Linked DNA regions of Homo sapiens: region 1 is linked to region 2. The links are chromatin loops, found by intact Hi-C in ENCODE. Cell type or tissue: CD4-positive, alpha-beta T cell. All regions are shown on one strand. Each heading gives the region's core, and the rest is flanking DNA. Links, peaks and the distances in the headings are about the cores only.

What was found. A loop is a pair of places that touch in the nucleus more often than their neighbours do. Peaks named below come from ENCODE experiments on the same cell type or tissue, not always from the same donor. Only the 100,000 strongest peaks of a DNase experiment are listed, where the experiment ranks them.
Region 1: a loop joins it to region 2, with 16 times the contacts of the local background. A loop is called at or near these places in 16 of 110 quality-filtered maps.

The regions. Positions count from the first base shown.
Region 1 is chr18:145,050-156,389 of GRCh38, reverse strand. It overlaps LOC105371951 (a long non-coding RNA gene), which reads right to left and starts at 4,978. Exons shown (of 4, transcript XR_935081.2): 1 at 4,896-4,978; 2 at 4,139-4,214; 3 at 875-981. In CD4-positive, alpha-beta T cell, for the core only: no CTCF peak of the experiment used is centred there; no DNase peak of the experiment used is centred there; H3K27me3 peaks cover 225 bases.
Region 2 is chr18:99,960-111,299 of GRCh38, reverse strand. It overlaps the pseudogene ROCK1P1. Among named protein-coding and RNA genes, the nearest start is that of MIR8078, 6.7 kb to the left of the region's middle. RefSeq lists enhancers at 255-1,042, 1,043-1,831, 1,832-2,619, 2,620-3,409, 3,702-4,385 and a silencer at 1,839-1,888. In CD4-positive, alpha-beta T cell, for the core only: no CTCF peak of the experiment used is centred there; DNase peaks (open chromatin) are centred at 3,589, 4,929 and 5,363.

The sequences.
Region 1 (11,340 bases), core at 1,960-6,959, 45 kb before region 2:
CGTCTGTCATCCCAGCACTTTGGGAGGCCAAGGCAGGTGGATCACTTGAGCTCAGGAGTTCCAGACTAGCCTGGGCAATGAAGTGAGACCCCCATCTCTACAAAAAATTTAAAACTTAGCTAGGTGTGGTGGTGCACTCCTGCAGTCCCAGCTACTCGGGAGGCTGAGATGGGAGGGTAGCTTGAACCTGGGAGGCAGAGGTTCCAGTAGCCAAGATTGCACCACTACACTCCAGCCTGGGTGACAAAGCAAGACTCTGTCTCAAAAAAACAAAACAAAACCAAATAAAAATGTATAGATCATCTGTGGAAAAATCTGTGCTGCCCTTTGTTGAAGCTGATAGTAAAGGAGGCCTAAAGATTGAGAGATTCAGAGGCAAAAATCATCATCCTGTCTGCTACACTCACATTGCAACCTGCGCTTTTTTGTTGTTGTTGTTTCTTTTTCTTTTTGAGAGAGAGCCTTGCTCTGTCGCCCATGCTGGAGTGTAGTGATGCAATCTTGGCTCACTGCAACCTCCGCCTCCCAGGCTCAAGTGATCGTCATGCCTCAGTCTCCTGAGGAGCAGGGATTACAGGTGTGTACCACCACGCCTGACTAATTTTTGTGTTTTCAGTAGAGATGGGGTTTCTGCTGTGTTGACCAGGCTGGTCTCAAACTCCTGGCCTCAAGCTATCTGCCCACGGCCTCCCAAACTTCTGGGATTATAGGCGTGAGCCACCATGCCCGGCCAGCTTTTTCTTTAGTAACTCTCATCACACTTCTATTTTTTTAATGTCTGTATTCCCCCAAGTACACTATAAACAGGAATCGTGGCTATCTCGTAGGCACTCAGGAATTACTTGATGCTGTGAGAACTGGATGTGAAAGTTACCTATTTGAAGTTTATTCATCATGTAGATGACCAGGGAATCTTGTAGACCAAGTTTTGGTCCCTTTGGTACAACTAGCTTCTTCCAGCCTCTCTGAAGATCCGCAGACCTAAATTTAAGACAAATGGGGGCAGAGTGAGGAGGTGGAACCATGCTAGCAACTGAAAGGAAGCATAAAAAGAAATTTGCACAACTGGCCTTCCTAAACGTCAGAGTTAAAGATGACAGCGACCTCATCGCCATGACACACATTGCTAAGCCCTGCCCTCCATGTGTTTAATGGATGGGATTTTCTTCTTAAGGGTGACTTCTTTAATGAATAAATTGGTAAGATCTTAACCTGCATGTTTATACATAAATAAGTTCTATAAAACATAGCCAAATATCAGAAATGTTTTCACTTGGTGAATTACCTACAATTTATTGCTTAGAATGTACCCTCCTTCCTCATCTGGCCATGGGAAATCCTGTCCAACTTTAAAATCTCCATTTAATGCTAACTTTTTCACATAAACTGAAAGCCTTCTTATACAATCACCCCTTTGTGTCAAATACTATTATGTTTTATTATGGCTGATTTAGTTTCCTATGAGTGCTGTAATGAATTATCACAAACCTAGTGGCTTAAAACAACGTAAGTTTATTATTATCTTACAGTTCTGGTGGTCAGAAGTCTGAGACTGGTCTTAACATTAAGGTGTTGGCAGGACTGCATTCCTTCTAGAGGCTCTGAGGGTGAATTCTTTTTTTCTTTTCTTTTTCACACAGAGTCTCACTTTTTTGCCTAGACTGGAGTGCAGTGGCACCATCTCAGCTCACTGCAACCTCCGCCTCCTGGGTTCAAGCGATTCTTGTGCCTCAGCCTCCCAAGTAGCTGGGATTACAGGCACGCACCACCACGCTAGCTAATTTTTGTATTTTTAGTAGAGACAGGGTTTTGCCATGTTGGCCAGGCTGGTCTCGAACTCCTGACCTCAGGCGATCCACCCGCCTCGGCATCCCAAAGTGCTGGGATTACAGGAGTGAGGCACCGCACCTGGCCTCTGAGGGTGGATCTATTCCTTACCCTTCCCAGATTCTAGATACTGTCCACATTCCTTGGCTCCTGGCTCCATTCCAGCCACAGCATCACTCCAACCCCTGCTTGAGTCGTCATAGCGCCTTCTCTGACTCTGACCTCTGCCTTCCTTTTAGAAGGTCCCTTGTGATTACGTTAGCCCCAACTGGATAATTCCAGATACTGTTTTCATTTTAAGATCCTTAATCACATCAGCCAGTCCCTTTTGGAAGACAACCAAGATAATCATAGGTTCAGGAGATTAAAACATGGACATATTTGTAGAAGTATTTTTCTGTCTACCAAGGACAGACAATAAATAATAAAACAGAAAACAACAAATATCACTACACCTTCTTAGAGCATCTACAGTTTAATATTCCTATGTTTCTCTCTTCTCTCTCTACTAAATTATAAATTATAAGCCCTACCAGGTGTAGTGGTTCATGCCTGTGATCCCAGCTCTTTGGGAGGCCAAGCGGGGCAGATCACATGAGGTCAGGAGTCCGAGACTAGCCTGGCCAACATGGTGAAATTCCAGCTCTACTAAAAATATAAAAAATTAGCCGGGCGTGGTGGCATGCGCCTCTAATCCCAGCTACTTGGGAGGCAGGGGCAGAAGAATCACTTGAACCCAGGAGGCAGAGGTTGCAGTGAGCCAAGATTGCGCCATTGCACTCCAGCCTGGGTGACAGAGCAAGACTCTGTCTAAAAAATAAATAATAAATAATAAACTATAAGCCCTGCCTTAAATAATTTGGAATCCTGCCGGGCACGGTGGCTCATGCCTGTAATCCCGGCACTTTGGGAGGCCGAGGCGGGCGAATTACTTGAGGTCAGGAGTTCGAGACCAGCTTGGCCAATGTGGTGAAACTCCGTCTCTAAAAATACAAAACATAGCTGGGCATCGTGCCGGGCACCTGTAGTCCCAGCTACTCGGGAGGCTGAGGCAAGAGAATCACTTGAACCTGGGAGGCGGAGGATGCAGTGAGCTGAGATCACACCATTGCACTCCAGCCTGGGCAACACAGCAAGACTCTGTCTCAAAAAAATTAATATAATAATAATTTTGGATCCTACACACACATATACACACCATATGCATACGCACACACACACACACACACACACACACACACACACACACATTCTATAACCTAGAACGGTAGTTTGCCTAAAAAGGTTTTCAATAAGTATTTCCTGGCCAAGTATGGTGGCTCATGCCTGTAATCCCAGTGCTTTGGGAGGCCGAGGCAGGAGGATAGCTTGAAGCCAGGAGTTTGAGACCAGTCTAAGTAACAGAGACTTTGTCTCTACAAAAAAAAAAAAAAATTAAAAACAGTAGCTAGGCAGGGTGGCTTGCCCCTGTAGTCCTAGCTATTTGGGAGGCTGACGCAGAAGGATCACTTGAGCCCAGAAGTTCATGGCTGCAGTGACCCAAGATTGCACCACTGCACTCCAGCCTGGGCAACAGAGTGTGAGACCCAGTCTCCTAAAAGATTTTTTTAAAAGTATTTCCTAAATGAATTCATAACCTAGTTTTGGGTCAACAGATGATGCAAATTATATTAGGTGAATGCTATGCTGCTATGGCAAAGGTGCCTCAAGATTAAGTTGCTTATTTATTTATTTATTTATTTATTTATTTATTTATTTATTTATGAGACAGAGTTTTCGCTCTTGTTGCCCAGGCTGGAGTGCAATGGTGTGATCTCGGCTCTCCGCAAACTCTGTCTCCCGGGTTCAAGTGATTCTCCTGCCTCAGTCTCCTGAGTAGCTGGGATTACAGGCATGTGACACCACTCCTGGCTAATTTTGTATTTTTAGTAGAGATGGGGTTTCTCCATGTTGGTCAGACTGCTCTCAAACTCCTCACCTCAAGTGATCTGCCCACCTTGGCCTCCCAAAATGCTGGGATTACAGGGGTTAGCCACTGTGCCCAGCCAGATTCAGTTGCTTATTGAAGATAGAAAGTTATGCAGGAGCCACGGAAGTGCAAGTACTTGCATTATGAGGTTGTTTATGGACCAACATTCCATCTGTAAAGCTCCTCTGCTACCCGCTAGAGCAGTGCTTCTTGAAGGTGAATGTGAACATGTATCACCTGGGATCTTGTTAAAATGCAGATTCTGATTTCCTAGGTCTTGAGTGGAGTCTAAGATACTAACAAGCTCTCAGGAAACAATAATACTCAGTCTCAAGTACTTACTACTTGAGTAATAAGCTGTGAAGGGGCTTGTCTTTTACTTGGTTGAAGATGGGTTGCAGGATCCAAGTTTCAGCCCCTAAGAAGAAGAAATAGAAGACAAAAAGGGTACAAGGCAGCAATTTCATTTTAAGCAAGAGGAATGTGAGGGATGTCCCCAGATCACTCCCATTCACATTTCACTGGTGAAAACAGTTATGTGACCATGCCTGGCTACGTGCAAGTCTGGGAAATATAGTCTCTAACCTGTCACAGGTATACACTTCCTAATCCTATTACAATGCAAGAAGGACAGAATGGATTTTGATGAAAAACCAGCAGTCTCTGCCATGCAGATGGTGGTTTCTTTTATCAATAATCTTCAAGCTTATAAAGTTTTCCTAAAACAAGTGATCAAACTCCTGGTGATTTAGTTTTCTCAACTGTAATATGAAAATGATCATATCTGTCCCTGGACCCTCTTAGAGTTGTAAGGTATAAATGCTAGTTGAGAGCATATATGTCAGGAATAATTATCAGATAGAGCTAAACCACAACAGAACAAATAGCAGAGGCACTCATCTGTTTATATATCTACATATGAGTAGGCTAAGTTCTAGGCTAAGTTCAATTCCCAAAGTTTGCATTATTAAAGCCAAAACAGAAATATATGATTTGCAATCCTCACTCTCAAAACATTTCTTTTAGAAACAAAAATCTCTACAGCTGGACATGAATAAACTGTCTGGCCTTATCCCTAATATTTCTTTACCTATATTACCTCAAATTCAATGATGCTTGGCCAGGGACAGTGGCTCACGCCTGTAAACTCAGCACTTTGGGAGGCCGAGGTGGAAGGATCACTTGAGGCAAGGGGTTCAAGACCAGCCTGGGCAACATAGCAAGACCTTGTCTCTAGTTAAAAACAAAACAAAACAAAACAAAACAAAAAACCCGAGTTCAGTAATGCATGCTTGTAGTCCCAGCTACTCCGGAGGCTACAGTGGGAGGATCACTAAAGCCAGGAGGTTGAGGCTGCAGATAGCTCTGATTGCACTACTGCATTCCAGCCTGGGCAACATAGTAAGTCCCTGTCTCAAAAAAAAATTAAATGATGCTTGAAAATACTGTGCTTTCTTACCTTCCATTGTTTTCCCCACGCTACTACCTCGGAATGTTCTTCCCAATTCCTCTCTACTTATTTCTCACCTCCATGATGCAAACCGTGAACTTTTCTCTGCTTATTTAAGCAATTGCTTTTTGTATCACTCAACATTTTATTACCATCTTTAAATATTTACTATCTTTTAACATTTAATATTTACTATCTTTGACATTAAACATTTAATATTTACTGTCTTTTTATGTGTATAGAGCAGTTATATTATCTTTCTTTTCTTTTTTTTTTTTTTTTTTTTTTTACTTGAGACAGGGTCTCACTCTGTCACTCAGGCTGGAGTGAAGTGGCACAATCTCAGTTCACTGAAACCTCTGCCTCCCAGGTTCAAGAGATTTTCCCACCTCAGCCTCCTGAGTAGCTGGGATTGCAGGCACCCACCACCACACCTGGCACCACCATACCCGGCTAACTTTTTGTACTTTTAGTAGAGACGGGGTTTCACCATGTTGGCCAGGCTGGTCTCGAATTCCTGTTCTCAAGTGATCTGCTCGCCTCAGCCTCCCAAAGCACTGGGATTACAGGCGTGAGCCCTGGCAGTTATATTATCTTTCCATCTAGACTATGAATACTTCTTTGCAGCTCCTTCAATAATATTTGAGGAGTATTTCAATTAGAGGTCATATCACACTCTGAAGCACTTTAATAATTATCATTAGATTGCTATCTGTGTATTATCTGCTTCGTGTCCGGACAGTGCCTGCATCTGTGCCGTTCATCTCTGTGTCTCCTAGGCCTGGCACAGACCCGGCATGGAGTAGGCATTCTATATATTTGGTGAATGAATGGGTTGAGGTTATTGGTAATAGGAATTCAGAGAATAAAGAAATTGAAGGGGGTGGGAAGCAGTTGGGGGCAGGAAGGTTCTAGAGAAATATAGAAAAAGCAAAACCTGGCTGGGCACAGTGGTTCACACCTATAATCCCAGCACTTTGGGAGGCCAATGCAGGTGAATTGCTTGAGCTCAGGAATTGAAGACCAGCCTGGGCAACGTGACAAAACTCTATCTCTACAAAATTACAAAAAAGTAGTCAAGTGTGGTGGCGGGTGCCTGTAGTCCCAGCTACTCAGGAGGCTGAAGTGGGAGAACTGCTTGAGCCCAGGAGGCAGAGGTTGCAGTGAGCCAAGATCGGACCACTGCACTCCAGCCTGGAGACAGAGCAAGACTCTGTAAAAACAAAAAACAAAAAACAAAAAAAAAAAAAAAGAAGAAGGAGGAGGAGGAGAAGAAGGAGGAGGAGGAGAAGAAAGTGGCTCACACCTGTAATCCTAGCACTTTGAGAGGCTGCGGTGGATCAGTTGAGCCCAGAAGCACAATACAAGCCTGGCCAACATGGGAAAGCCCCGTCTTTACAAAAAATAAAAAATTAGCTGGGTTTGGTGGTGCACACCTGTAGTTGCAGCTACTCTGGAGGCTGAAGTGGGAGGATAGATGAAGCCCGGGAGGTTAAAGCTGCAGTGGGTTGTGACTGCACCACTGTACTCCAGCCTGGGTGACAGAGCAAGACGCTGTCTCAAAAAAAAGCAAAATCCCAAAGCAATCAAATTCATCAATTCAACAATTATTTATTGACTGTCTACTTAGGGACCCGGCATTCCAGGAATTCACAGTCTATCAGAAAATGTAGAAAACAATTGCTGAGTGCGGTGGCTCACGCCTGTAATCCCAGCACTTTTGGAGGCTGAGGCGGGAGGATCACTGGAGCCGAGGACTTCGAAACCAGCCTGGGCAACATGGTGAAACCACATCTCTACAAAAAATACAAAAACTAGCTGGGCATGGTGGCACACGCCTATGGTCCCAGCTAGTTGAGGGCTGAGGTGGGAGAATTGCTTGAGCCCGGGAGGCAGAGGTTGCAGTGAGTCAAGATCATGCCGCTGCCCTCCAGCCTGGGTGACAGAGCGAGACCCTGTCTCAAAAAAAAAAAAATGTAGAAAAGTAGAAAAAATTATTAAAATATATAGCAACTATGCATGTGGGTGGTAGAAGGGAAACTAGAGCAGAATGGAGGACCTCTATGTGGGGCTGTGGTAATAGATAAGGTAGCTGGCAATATGGGACAAGATTACGAGAGCCTGAGTGCCAGGATTAAAAGACTAGTCTCAATTAGGTGGGGTTTTCTATCTTCTTAAAATTACTATTCCTCACAAAGAAGAAAAATAATATTGAAATGTCCGTGTAGACCGGGTGCAGTGGCTCATGCCTGCAATCCCAGCACTTTGGGAAGCCAAGGCGGGTGAATCACTTGAGGTCAGGAGTTCGAGACCAGCCTGGCCAACATGGTGAAACCCTCTCTCTACTAAACATACAAAAATTAGCCAGCGTTGTGGCGCTGGCCTGTAGTCCCAGCTACTAGGGAGGCTGAGGCAGGAAAATCGCTTGAACCCAGGAGGCGGAGGTTACAGTGAACTGAGACTGTGCTGCTGCACTCCAGCCTGGGCAACAAAGTGAGACCCTTTCTCAAAAAAAAAAAAAAGTCTGTGTACTCAACTGTTGCAGATGATCTCTTATTCCAAAGCAAAGCCCTAACCTGAATCAAAAAGCCTTACATAGGGCTCCCCATGAGTTAAGGCAGAAAGACCCCTTTAATGTTACCTACTTTTTAAAAAATTAGTAAAGCAATACCCATACGAGGTTTAAAATTCAAACAGTAACAGGAAAACATTTAAAGTAAAACAAAACTCTCCTATCTCATTCCACCTACAATCTCACTTCTCATCAGCAACTGACTTTAACTCTTTCTGATTTTAGCTCTCCTGGTGGTCACCTCTATAATTCTGAATAATATGCTTATAACTCTATTTAATTTATCAAGTGTAAGCAATATCTGTTGAACCCCAGTGTAAACAATGAGGATGTGGGTCAGTTATGCTGTATTTTGCCTCCCCTTCTTCCTCTTTCTTCTCAATTTTATTTTATTTTATTTTTTGGTTAGAGACAGGGTCTCACTCTGTCACCTAGGCTGGAGTGCAGTGGCCGGATCCTGGATCACCACAGGCTTGAACTCCTGGGCTTAAGTGATCCTCCTGCCTCAGCTTCCCAAGTAGCTGGGACCTCAGGCACGTGCCATCATGTCCAGCTAATTTTTTTATTTTCACTTTTTGTAGAGAGGGGATCTAACTATGTTGCCCAGGCTGGTCTTGAACTCCTGATCCAAATGATCTGCCTGTTTCATCCTTCCAAAGTGCTAGGATTATAGGTATGAGCTACCATGCCTGGTTCCCAATTTTTAATAATTAGGTTGTAGTTATTTTGTTGGTTACTTTTACTTTTTTTTTCTTTCTTTTTTTTTTTTTTTTTGAGACAGGGTCTCACTTTCTTGCCGAGCGTGATCACAGCTCACTGCAGCCTTGACCTTCTGGGCTCGGGTGATCCTTCCACTTCAGCCTCTTGAGTACCTGGGACTATAGGTGTGCACCACCACACCCAGCTTTTTTTTTTTTTTTTTTTTTTTTTGAGGCTGAGTCTCGCTCTGTTACCCAGGCTGGATGTAGTGGCGCGAGCTCTGCTCACTGCAAGCTCCGCCTCCCGGGTTCACGCCATTCTCCTGCCTCAGCCTCCCGAGTAGCTGGGACTACAGGTGCCCGCCAATGCGCCTGGCTAATTTTTTTTTTTTTTTGTATTTTTAGTAGAGACGGGATTTCACCGTGTTAGCCAGAATGGTCTCGATCTCCTGACCTCGTGATCTGCCTGCCTTGGCCTCCCAAAGTGCTGGGATTACAGGCGTGAGCCACCGCGCCCGGCCTCACTGCACTGTTCATTGACCTTAGAGTGTTTCCTGACTGCTGTTATATAAGATAAGAAAATTAGAATTTTTAGCCTTCCCTTCCCTTTTTATTTCCTTCACTTCCGATGTCTTTCAGCTACACCATTACTTATATAGTGAAAGATTTTCAACAACAGAAACTAAGAACATTATAGAATTAAGAAGAGGCCGGTCACGGTGGCTCACGCCTGTAATCCCAGCACTTTGGGAGGCCGAGGCGGGCGGATCACGAGGTCAGGAGATCGAGACCATCCTGGCTAACACGGTGAAATCCCGTCTCTACTAAAAATACAAAAAAAAATTAGCCGGGCGTGATGGCGGGCGCCTGTAGTCCCAGCTACTCGGGAGGCTGACGCAGGAGAATGACGTGAACCCGGGGGGCGGAGCTTGCAGTGAGCCGAGATCGCGCCACTGCAGTCCAGCCTGGGCGACAGAGCGAGACTCCGTCTCAAAAAAAAAAAATAAATAAATAAAAATAAATAAATAAATAAATAAATAAATAAATAAAAAATTAAGAAGAAATGGACAAAAGTGATGGAAGCCCCAGAGGGCTGGGCAACGGAGTGATTTCTGGCAATGAGACCTGCTGAAGACGTTGCTGCCGAGAGGAACGAATTCTTTCACCATATTATTAACATTAGCTATATTAACAGTACTTTCAGTCAGGGTAGGTAGGTGAAGCGCTCTCTTGCATAAGTACTAGATAGCCTCACTTATTCTGTGTATGTCTGCAAATATCTTTATTTCAATCTTGTTCTTGCTGATCGGTTAGCTGAGTAGAGATTAATAGATTGGCAGTAATTTTCCTGAGCACTTTGAAGAAATTTCGTTGTCTTCTGTCATTTACTATTGCTGATGAAACTTTTTTTGTTAAGTTTAATTTGTTGTTACCTTGTAGATAAGGTCTTCTCTCTCTAATAACTCTTAGAATTTTCTCTTTGTTCTTAATATTCTGCAGTTTCATGTAGCGTGTTCAGCTGTGTATTTAATTTATCCATCTCAGTACTAGGAGTGAAGTTTTGAGCTGAGACTTAGGTTTTTGGATGCTGCTTATTCTCTGTTTTGAAACTACCATTGTTTTTTTAAAAAATAAAAATTTCTTTTAATTATTTATTTATTTAGTAGAGACAGGGTTCCACCATGTTATCCAGACTGGTCTGGAACTCCTGAGCTCAAGCAATCCTCCTGCCTCAGCCTCCCAAAGTGCTGGGATTACAGGCATGAGCCACCATACCCAGCCAAAATTTTCTCTTATAATTCATATTTTTAAAAATTAACAAAATTTTTTATTCTTGCTGTCATCTTACAAGTGGGTTTTTATTGAAGCTTCTCTTTTCTTTCTTTCTTTCTTTTTTTTTTTTTTTTGAGACAGGGTCTCACTGTGTCACCCAGGCTGGAGTGCAGTGATACAATTCTCTGCTCACTGCAGCCTCAACCTCCCAGACTCAGGTGATCCTCCCACCTCAGCCTCCCAAGTAGTTGGGATTATAGGTATGCGCCACCATGCCTGGCTAATTTTTGTATTTTTTGTAGAGACGGGGTTTCACCATATTGCCCAGGCTGGTCTCAAACTCCTGGGCTCAAGCAATCTGCCCACCTTGGCCTCCCAAAGTGCTGGGATTATAGGTGTGAGCCACCTCGCCTGGCCTGTTGAAGATTCTACATCCTTCATTTGTCTTACCTGGTCTCTCATATTCTTTTATCTCTTTATCTCTGTGGTAAATTATGTTTGAATTCTCAGTACTCTCTTCCAAATCATTAATTCTCTCTCTGTCCAGTCAGCCGGTTTTCCCGTCTATTGTTTTATATTTTAATGATTATATTTTACACTTCCAAGATTGCTTATTGGTTCTTTTTTATAATTGTCCTGTCTTGTGTAATATTTTTGTTTTCTTTTCATAATTTATTGGTCTTTTTGAAAAGAATATGATCCCTTTAAACTAATATTTTTGTCATTACTATTTTTTAACTTATTATTTGAAGTAATTTCAAAATTACAGTAAATTTGCAAGAGTAATACCAGGAACTCTTGTTTACCCTTCACTAACATTTCACCATAGTTGCTATATATGTGTGTGTATATATATATATATATATAATATATAGTTATAGATACATAGATATAAATCTATATATAGACACTCATGACATTTGTGTTAATCATTTGAGAGTAAGTTGCAGATATGATGTATATTTAGCTCTAAATAAATCAGTGTTATTCCGTAAGAACAAGAACATTCACTTGTATAACCATAGGACAACTACCAAAATCAGGATATTCA
Region 2 (11,340 bases), core at 2,336-7,335:
CTGGGCTGATCAGTGCAGAGATATCTCACAAAGCCGCTTTAAGCAGAACCTTGACAAGGGTTACATCACCTGTTTGATCAGTGGAAATATATATCACAAAGCCCCCTGTAAGCAAAGCCCAGACAATTTTTACATCTCCTGAGTGAGCATTGGAGAGATCTGTCACAATGCCCCTGTAGGCAGAGCTTGGACAAGTGTTACATCACCTGGGTGATCAGTGCAGAGATATGTCAAAACGCTCCTGTAGGCTGAACCTAGACAGGAGTTACATCACCTGGGGGATCAGTGCAGAGATATGTGAGAATTCCCTTGTAGGCAGAGCCTAGACAAGTGTTACATCACCTAGGTTATCAGTGCAGAGATATGTGAGAATTCCCGTGTAGGCAGAGCCTAGACAAGTGTTACATCACCTAGGTTATCAGTGTAAGTATTAGTCATAAAGCCTCCTGTAGGCAGAGCGTAGACAAGAGTTCCCTCCCCAGGGTGATCAGTGCAGAGATGTGTCACAAAGCCCCTGTAGGCAGAGCGTAGACAAGAGTTCCCTCCCCAGGGTGATCAGTGCAGAGATGTGTCACAAAGCCCCTGTAGGCAGAGCCTAGACAAGAGTTTCATCACTTGGTTGATCAGTTCAGAGATGTGTCACAATGTCCATGTAGGCAGATCTAAGACAAGGGTCCATCACCTGGGTGATCAGTGCAGAGATATGTACCAATGTGCCCTGTAGGCAGTGCCTAGACAAGAGTTGAATCACCTCAGAGATCAGTGCATAGATATGTCACAAAGCCTTCTGTAGGCAAAGCCCATACAAGGTTTACATCACCTAGGTGATCAGTGCAGTGATATGTCACAAAAATCCCTGTAGACAGAGCCTAGACAAGAGTTACATCACCTGGGTGATCAGTGCAGATATTTGACACAATGCCCCCATAGACAGAGCCTAGACAAGACTTCCATCACCTGGGTGATCAGTGCAGAGATATGTCACAAATCCCCCTCTAGGCAGAGTATAGAGAAGAGTCCCATCACCTGGGTGATCAGTGCAGAGATATTTCACAATGCCCCCTGTAGGCAGAGAGTGGACAAAAGTTACATAACCTAGATGATCTGTGCAGAGCTATGTCAAAACGCCCCTGTAGGCAGAGCCTAGATGAGTGTTACATCACCTGGGTGATCACTGCAGAGATACGTCACAATACCCCCTGTAGGTGGGGCCTAGACAAGAGTTACATCACCTGGGTGATCAGTGGAGATATCTGTCACAATTCGCCTTTAGGCGCAGCTTAGACAAGCGTTACATCACATGAGTGATCAGTGCAGAGATATGTCACTATGCCCCCATAGGCAGATCCAAGACAAGAGTCCATCACCTGGGTGATCAGTGCAGAAATATGCCACAATGCCACCAGTAGACAGATATAGACAAGAGTTACATCACCTGCGTGATCACTGCAGAGATATGTCACAATGCCCCTGTAGGCAGAGCCTAGACAAGAGTCCCATCACCTGGGTGATCAGTGCAGAGTTATGTCACAATGCCCCCTTTTGGCAGAGCCTAGACAAGGGTTACATCACCTGGGTGATCAGTGCAGAGATATGTCACAATGTCCCTGTAGCCATATCCTTGACAAAAGTGACATCACCTGGGTGATCAGTGCGGAGATATGTCACAATGTCTCCAGTAGGCAGAGCCTAAACAAGAGTTACATCACCTCTGTGATCAGTGCAGAGATACGTCACAATGCCCCTGTAGGCAGAGCCTAGACAAGAGTTACATAACCCAGGTGATCCGTGCAGAGTGATGTCACAACGCCCTCTGTAGGCAGAGACTAGAAAAGAGTTACATTACCTGGGTGATCTGTGCAGAGATATGTCACAATGTACCCTGTAGGCAGAGCACAGAGAAGAGTTGCATCACCTGGGTGATCAGTGCAGAGATATGTCACAATGTCCCCTGTAGGCAAAGCCTAGGCAAGAGTTACATCACCTTTGTCATCAGTTCAGGGATATGTGAAAACGCCCCTGCAGGCAGAGCTTAGACAAGAGTTACATCACCTAGTTGATCAGTGCAGAGATATTTCACAATACCTCCTGTAGGCAGATCCTAGTCAAGAGTTGCATCACCTGGGTGATCAGTGCAGAGATATTTCACAACGCCCCCTGTAGGCAGAGGGTAGACAAGAGTTACATCACCTAGGTGATCAGTGCAGAGATTTGTCGAAATTCCCTGTAGGCAGTGCTTATAAAAGTGTTACATCACCTAAGTGATCAGTGCAGAGATATGTCACAAAGCTCCTGTAGGCAGAGCTTAGATGAGTTACATCACCTGGGTGATCAGAGCAAAGGTATGTCACAAAGCCCCCTGTAGGCCAAAGCCTAGACAATAGTTACATCACTTGGGTGATCAGTGGCGAGATCTCTCACAATTCCCCTGTAGGCAGAGCTTATACAACAGTTACATCACCTGGGTGATCAGTGCAGATATATGTCACAATGCCCCCATAGGCAGATCCAAGACAAGAGTCCGTCTCCTGGGTGATCAGTGCAGAAATACGTCACAATGCCCCCTTAGGCAGAGCCTAGACAAAAGCCCCATCACCTGGATGATTAGTGCAGAGTTATGTCACAAAGTCCCTTTAGGCAGATCCTAGACAAGAGTCCCATTACTTGGGTGATCAGTGCAGAGATATGTCACAATGCCACTGTAGGCAGAGCCTAGACAAGAGTTACATGACCTAGGTGATCAGTGCAGAGATACATCGCAATGCCCCTGTAGGCAGAGCCTTGACAAGTGGTACATCACCTGGGTGATCATTGCAGGGATATGTCACAAAGCACCCTGTAGGCAGATCCTAGAGAAGAGTTATATCACCTGGGTGATCAGTGCAGAGATATGTCACAAGCCCCCTGTAGGCAGAGCCTAGACAAGAGTTATATCACCTGGGTGATCAGTGCAGTCATATGTCACAATGCTGTGTAGCCAGAGCCTAGACAAAAGTTACAGCACCTGGGAGATCAGTGCAGAGATATGTCACAATGTCCCCAGTAGGCAGAGACCAGGCAAGAGTTGGATCACCTCGGGATCAGTGCAGAGATATGTCTCAATCCCCCTGTGGGCACAGCCTAGACAAGAGTTACATCACCTCGGTTAACAGTGCAGAGATATGTCAAAATGCCCCTGTAGGCAGAGCCTACACAAGTATTACATCACTTAGGTGATCAGTGCAGAGATATGTCACAATACCCCCTGTAAGCAGAGCCTAGACAAGAGTTACATCACCTGGGTGATCAGTGCAGACATATGTGACAAGGCCCCTTTAAGCAGAGCCTAGACAATAGTTACATCACCTGAGTGATCAGTGCAGAGATCTGTCACAATGCCCCTTTAGGCAGAGCTTAGACCAGAGTTACATCACCTGGGTGATCAGTGCAGAGGTATGTCACATTGCCCCCATAGGCAAATCCAAGACAAGAGTCAGTCACCTGGGTGATCACTGCAGAAATATGTGACAATGCCCCCAGTAGGCAGAACCTAGAGAAGAGTCCCTTCACCTGGGTGATCAGTGCAGAGTTATGCCACAATGCCCCCTGTAGGCAGAGCCTAGACAAGAGTTACATCATCTGGTTGATCAGTAAAGAGATATTTCTCAATGCCCCTGCAGGCAGAGCGTAAGCAAGAGTTACATCACCTAGATGATCAGTGCAGAGATACGTCACAAGGCCCCCTATAGGCAGAGCCTGGACAAGAGTTACATCACCTCGGTGATCAATGCAGTGATATGTCACTGTGCCCCGTAGGCAGAGCCTAGTCAAGCGTTACATCACCTGGGTGATCAGTGCAGAGATATGTCAGAAAGCCCCCATACACAGAGCCTAGACAAGAGTCCCATCACCTGGGTGATCAGTGCAGAAATATGTCACAATGCCCCTATAGGCAGATCCAACACAAGTGTTACATCACCTGGGTGATCAGTGCAGAAATATGTCTCAATGCCCCCATAGGCAGATCCAACACAAGAGTTACATCACCTGGGTGATCAGTGTAGAGATATGTCACAATGCCCCCGTAGACAGAGCCTAGACAAAAGTCCCATCACCTGGGTGATCAGTGCAGAGATATGTCACAAAGCCCCTGTAGGCAGAGCCTAGACAAGAGTTACATCACTTTGTTGATCAGTTCAGAGATGTGTCACAATGCCCATGTAGGCAGAGCCTAGACAAGTGTTCCATCACCTGGGTGATCAGTGCAGAGATATGTGACAAGGCCCCTTTAAGCAGAGCCTAGACAATAGTTACATCACCTGAGTGATCAATGCAGTGATATGTCACTATGCCCCAGTAGGCAGAGCCTAGTCAAGCGTTACATCACCTGAGTGATCAGTGCAGAGATATGTCACAAAGCCCCCATACACAGAGCCTAGACAACAGTCCCATCCCCTGGGTGATCAGTGCAGAAATATGTCACAATGCCCCCATAGGCAGATCCAACACAAGAGTTACATCACCTGGGTGATCAGTGTAGAGATATGTCACAATGCCCCCATAGGCAGAGCGTAGACAAAAGTCCCATCACCAGGGTGATCAGTGCAGAGATATGTCACAAAGCCCCCATAGGCAGAGCCTAGACAAGAGTTACATCACTTGGTTGATCAGTTCAGAGATGTGTCACAATGCCCATGTAGGCAGAGCCTACACAAGTGTTACATCACTTAGGTGATCAGTGCAGAGCTATGTCACAATACCCCCGTAAGCAGAGCCTAGACAAGAGTTACATCACCTGGTTGATCAGTGCAGAGATATCTCACAATGTCCCTGCAGGCAGAGTGTAGACAAGAGTTACATCACCTAGATGATCAGTGCAGAGATATTTCACAATGCCCCCTGTAGGCAGAGCCTAGACAAGAATTATATTACCTGGATGATCAGTACGGTGATATGTCACTATGCCCCCTGTGGGCGGAGCCTAGACAAGAGTTACATCACCTGGGTGATAAGGGCAGAGATATGTCACAATGCTCCAGTAGGCAGAGCCTAGACAAGAGTCCTATCACCTGGGTGATCAGTGCAGAAATATGTCACAATGCCCCCAGTAGACAGAGCCTAGACAAGAGTTACATCACCTGGGTGATCAGTGCAGAAATATGTTGCAATGCCCCCATAGGCAGATCCAACACAAGAGTTACATCACCTGGGTGATCAGTGCAGAGATATGTAACAATGCCCCCAGTAGGCAGAGCCTAGAGGAGAGTTACATCATCTGGGTGATCTTTGCAGAGATATGTCACAATCCTCCAAGTAAGCAGAGCCTAGACAAAAGTTACATCATCTGGGCGATCAGTGCAGAGACAAGTCACAAAACCCACATAGGAAAAGACTAGACAAGAGTTACATCATCTGGGTCATCAGTGCAGACATATGTCAAAGCTGCCGTAGGCAGAGTGTAGACAAGTATTACATCACTTGGGTGATCAGTGCAGAGATCTATCACAGTGCCCCCATAGGCAGAGCCTAGACAAGAGTTCCATCACCTGTGTGATCAGTGTAGAGATATGTCACAATGCCTCCTGTAGGCAGAGGCTAGACAAGAGTTACATCACCTGGATTTTGTTTCCTGCAATATGTCACAATGGCGAGGGTGAGGGTTAGGGTTAGGGTGAGGGTCAGGGTGAGGGTCAGGGTGAGGGTCAGGGTGAGGGTGAGGGTCAGGGTGAGGGTGAGGGTTAGGGTTAGGGTGAGCATTAGGTTTAGGGTTAGGGTTAGGGTTAGGGGTTAGGCTTAGGCTTAGGGTAAGGCTTAGGGTTCAGGTTCAAGTTTGGATTCGGGTTCGGGTTCAGGTTAAGAGTTAGGGTTAGGGTTACGGGTTAGGGTTAGGGGTTAGGGTTAGGTGTTAGGGCTGGGTTAGGTTTAGGGTTAGGGTTATGGGTTACGGTTAGGGTTAGGGTTTAGGGTTAGGGTTAGGGTTAGGATTGGGGTTAGGTTTAGGGTTAGGGTTAGGGTTAGGTTTAGGGTTGGGTTAGGGTTAGGATTGGGGTTAGGATTAGGGTTAGGGTTAGGGTTAGGTTTAGGGTTAGGGTTAGGGTTAGGATTGGGGTTAGGTTTAGGGTTAGGGTAGTGTAAATAATTTCACATTATTACTAATAATTATTATTTATATTACACTATTACTTAATGTAAAGGCTATTAAGACATGTTTGTCTTCAAAGAATGGCCTTGGTTTCTGTGGACAGTTTCTCCTCATGGAAAGGTAGTGTGTTCCTGCTAAATCATGGACAAAACGGGTCCCCAGGAGCTACAGGCTGCAGAAGCAGCTTCTCCTCTATGTTCTTCACTGCCTCATACTGTTGTTGACCTTGAAACCTTCTTTTGGTCTAGTTTTATCAACAGAGCTAGTATTTACATGAGGTTCTACTACATACCAGGTTCCAGAAAGCTAAATGCTTTTTGTTTGTTATTATTCACTAAATACAAATCACAACTCTCTTCTCATTACACACACAACAAAATTTAGCTGAGGGAGATTGAGTGACTTTCCCAGGGTCACACAGCTACTAAGAGCAGAGTAGTGTTTAGATTCATGTGGGAATACTGAACACAGAAATGAACCAATGGAAACATCCTACGTTCCAAAAGCCTACTCAAGCCATTTGTTCTTATTTTAAGGAAAATCTTTATGCTAATTTTAAACTCCAAATACTTATGAATCGCAGAGATCTACAGATTTGATTCTGATGTAAGAAATGATGCTCACCAGCTGGTTACTGCTACCACCCCACAACCCCGAGCATACTGGACAAATGTCTAAGCCTCGTGGTTAGTGGGGACATTGCTTCTGGAGTCTGAAATTGTCATGTAGTGACTCACTCAAGCTTAGGCAGATTTGGTGATATATGACACAGAGATGCAAAGAAATGTTGTAGCTGACACACACAGGCTGGCTCTGGGAGATGCAGAAGGAGCACGTCCCCCAAAATGAAGCCAGACAGACATCCTTAAGGAAGGAGCAAAGGGGCTTCATCTTAAAGAATGAAGAAGGGATTTGTCATGAGAGATGGGGCAGGAAGTTCTTGAGAGGCAGAGGGAGAGCATGAGAATGTTAGGAAGGCAGGAGAGACTCTCACACATCTGGGAAGCTGACAATCCATCAGCATGTCCAGGAGGAAAATAAGGAGGAGGAGCAGAAATAGATGAGGCTGGATATAGAAGCAGGGCTGAAGCTGTGTTGATTGTGGTAAAGAGTTGTGATTCTATCCAGAAGGCAATAGGTAGCATTCTAAACAGAGATCCTTTTTTTTTTTTTTTTTTTTTGAGATGGAGTCTTGCTCTGTTGCCCGGGCTGGAATGCAGTGGCATGATCCCGGCTCACTGCAAGCTCCTCCTCCCAGGTTCACACCATTCTCCTGCCTCGGCCTCTGGAGTAGTTGGGACTACAGTCGCCCGCCACCACACCCGGCTAATTTTTTTGTATTTTTAGTAGAGACGGGGTTTCACTGGGTTAGCCAGGATGGTCTCGATCTCCTGGCCTCATGATCTGCTAGCCTCGGCCTCCCAAAGTGCTGGGATTACAGGCATGAGCCACCGCGCCTGGCCACAGAGATCTTTTAAAACAAGAGTCAGCAAATATTTTCTGCAAAGGGCTAAATGTTAAATATTTTAAATTTTCCAAGCCATATGGTCTCTCTCTCAATGACTCAGCTCTTCCATTATACCATGAAAGTAGCCAGAGACGTTATATAACATATGTATGTGGCTGTGTCCCATTACAACTTTACTTACAAACGCAGACTGTGTCAGACATAGTCCATGTATGGTAGTTTGCCACACCTTGTTTTAGAAAGCTCAGGTTTATGATGTGATGGAGAATTCCTACAAGAGTTCTTGTTTTAAATGGTAGAGTGAACATACACTGGAATTCTATACTGCTTGACCCAAGCTTTTGATAGCAAAAGGTAGAAAAGACAGATAGTAAACAGATAGATAGATGATAGGAAGGTAGATAGATAGATGATAGATAAAGAAAGTACATAGCTGTTCCAGAAAACAGAAACTGATAATTTCATGAACCAAAAGCAGAGTAATATACTTTAGAAAGGAAGCAGGCTGGAAAACCCACAGTTGCAAAGCAAATGGAATTTCCAACTGCCTCTTGTAGCCCCTTCCTTGAAGTAGTCATAGCCCAGGGTGTTTGACTTCTTCCTCTGTTTTTTGTTTGTTTGTTGTTTGCTTTTCTGTGGGGTTTTTGTTGTTGTTGTTTGCTTTTTTTAAAAAAAATTCCCTTTCACTGCTTTTTTGTCACAGCAGCCTTTGTCGCTTCAAACACCGCAAGTGTTCTTTTAAAAGAATTATATCAACCTTTCAAGTGAAATGCAACATGTCTGAAACGTGGTATCTGGAGAGGTGAGATGGACAAAGGAGCCCTTGTTACTGCACGTTTTCATTCTCCAAACTTCACCTTGCACGCAGTAACAGACAATGCACAAATCCACTTCCTTATGGACGCAAATTCTGAAATCCTTTTATGCCTGGCCTTTCCATCCTTCAACTTCCCCTTTCCCATGCTGTGAATGATTGTATTGGACATTTTTGTTTTAATCTCAGTGACAGGGGAACACAGGTAGCTCTAATATAGCTGTGTCCCAGATGCTTCTGTTTCTAGCATGTATTTATTTTGCAGCAAACATTTACTTCCAAGATTTTTCACTGTCTTTTGAAAATAATTAGGCAATATCTCATCTGAGGTAGGATGTTTCTAGGGGTTGTGTTCTGAGGGAGGAAAACTAATCTGTTCTCTTTCCACTGCATTCTGGGAACAGTAAGAGGACCTTGTGAGTGAATAATTTGTTTCCACATTACAGAGTGGGTAATAAGCAGATTAGTAAAAACAATTCTGCTTCACTTCAATAACAGCCTCCTCCAACTCATTTTTTCTCAACAAACTTATTTTTCCAGCAGAAGAATCCCAGACTTCTTAGAGAACCCAGTGACTTTTTGCACCTTAAATCTGTGAAATCCTCACGTTTTCTTCTGCTGTATCTATAGTTCAAACAAAGATGAGGCAAAACTAGACGCATTCCTGAAGGAACCCAAGAAATTCCTCTCTTTCTGTCTCGGAATGAAATGAATTCTCCAGACCACTAGTTCTAACCTTCAAAAACCAAACCTGTTTGTGAGATCTCCTTCAAATACTACTGTAGACCCCAGTATTTATTCATTAAATTTTTTAAATATTTGTTTTATTTGGAATCAAAGTATTTGTAATTTTAGTATTTGTATTAATATAAGGGAGAAATGTTTAAATCTGTCTATGCCATATGTGCCTCTGGCTTATTGCCCAATTAATTGTAGTCTCAGGCTAAACTTTCGTTTCTGTCTTCAATTTTTGTCAGAAGAAATATAACTGATCTCAAAACATCTGCTTTTATGTAGGGACTCGTGCTGCCATCTCCATTCCTCTCTCTTTTTTTGCAATCTGGGTGGAAGTTCTTTAATATGAACATTTCAACCACCTTCATTCTACCATATCCACTATGAGCACATTCAAACGTATCCAGCCAAGGCTGTCATCTTAGGCCAGGGATTTTTTAGGAATCTATTTTGCTGTGATGCGGCTGGCACCCCTTTGATTCACTGTATCACCCCAGGGTTCTTTTCATTTTATAAGCCCAAGAGGGCAGAAAATGAAGTAGATGAGCAATTAAACACTGTGAGTCAGGAGCGTCTCCCCTTGTGTTAGGCAATGTTGTAGAACATCGTATTTAGCAAGCTCCTAGCAGATGAGCCATGTGGCTTCTGAGCACACGTGCCTGCTTGCTGCTGTGAGCTCAGACACCATCATCATGTCTTTTCCATCTCTGGAGGGAATTGTAAGGGCCACTTAATAGCCTGTAAATCAGAGAGATAAAGGTGCTTCCCCAAAACACTGATGACAGAATGAAAGGTGAGGAGTGTTAGCCACAGGTCAAAAGTACAGGAAAGTCTCTCAGTGTGGGTTGCTGAAGAAATGCAGGTCTTTTTTCTTTTGGACGTCTCCCTAGAATGGGGTCAAGGACTCTGCCCATTCTAGGATGAAAAATTGGGATATTAGACACACTCAGATATTTATCCCAAACTTTCAATTTGGGCTCTTAATTAGTTTGTTCATCCATCACAATCTCAAATGCTAAGCAGGACATTTGAATCTCTCCACAGTCCAAATCAGCACCGTCTTTTAAAGTTGAGTTTCTTATTATTCTCACCTGATATACCTTATTTATCCCACACACACCCCAATAACATATTGTGCTCACTGTTATCTTTGAGACAACACTTGAATTTTACTCAGCCTGGCGTGCTCTTCACATATCTTGTCCAGATCCAGTTGAGACTCATTCTTCAGCCATGCATCAGTCAATGGGGGCTAGGTTAAACTGTGGTGACAAACAACCTCCAAATTTCAGTGGCTCAAAAATCTTCTTCCTCATTTATTTACATCTCATCACGGGTCAGGTGAGAGATATCTCTGTGCTGTGTCATCCTAACACAGGAATCCAGATGGAAGGAGGGATCATCAATAAGATCCCCATTGCTATAGAAAAGAGAAAAAAGCATGCAGAGTAGAACTCTGTTTCTTGGAGATTTCTCCTGAAAAAGTCACATGTTATTTCTTCTCACCTCCATTAGCAAAAAATAAAATAAAAATAAAAATAGAAAAGTCATGTGGCCATGGAAAAATTTAAGTAGGTGGGATGGAACAGTCAGAATGCATTCATAAAAAAATGGACTGAAAATATTTGGAGAACAGCACCAATGACTATCATGAATGCCAACATACATCCCTAACAACCCAGTGCTGTTACCCTCCAAACATTTTATGTCTTGCAAAGTATTAGAACTTCATATGTGAAGCCATACCACTCAGAGGGAATGCAAAATACATAATGACATCTCCTTTAAGATGTCCTTAGAGAATTCAAGGAAAAGAAGTTAAAGGATTTAAAAGTGCTTTTGGGTACAGCTATTTAGCACTAGACAGTAAGATTAGACATAGATTGTAAAGATAATAATAGGGTTAGGGATAGGATTAGGATCTGGGTCAGAGTCAGGGCCAGAAGTATGGTTAGAGGTGGGGTCATGGTCAGGGTCGAGATCAAAGTCAGGGTCAAAGTAAGGGTCAGAATTAGGGACCAGGGTAGGGATCAGGGTTTAGGTTCAGGGTCAAAGTCTTGGGACAGGGTTAGGGTTAGAATTAGAACCAGAGCTTTGTTCTCGTCAGGACCCACCCGAGGATGGGTCACCATGGCTTTGGAGCACCTGGTAGTGTGGCGTGTCCACAGTGAAGACCAGAGTTTCGTTGTCCTTAAGACTGAC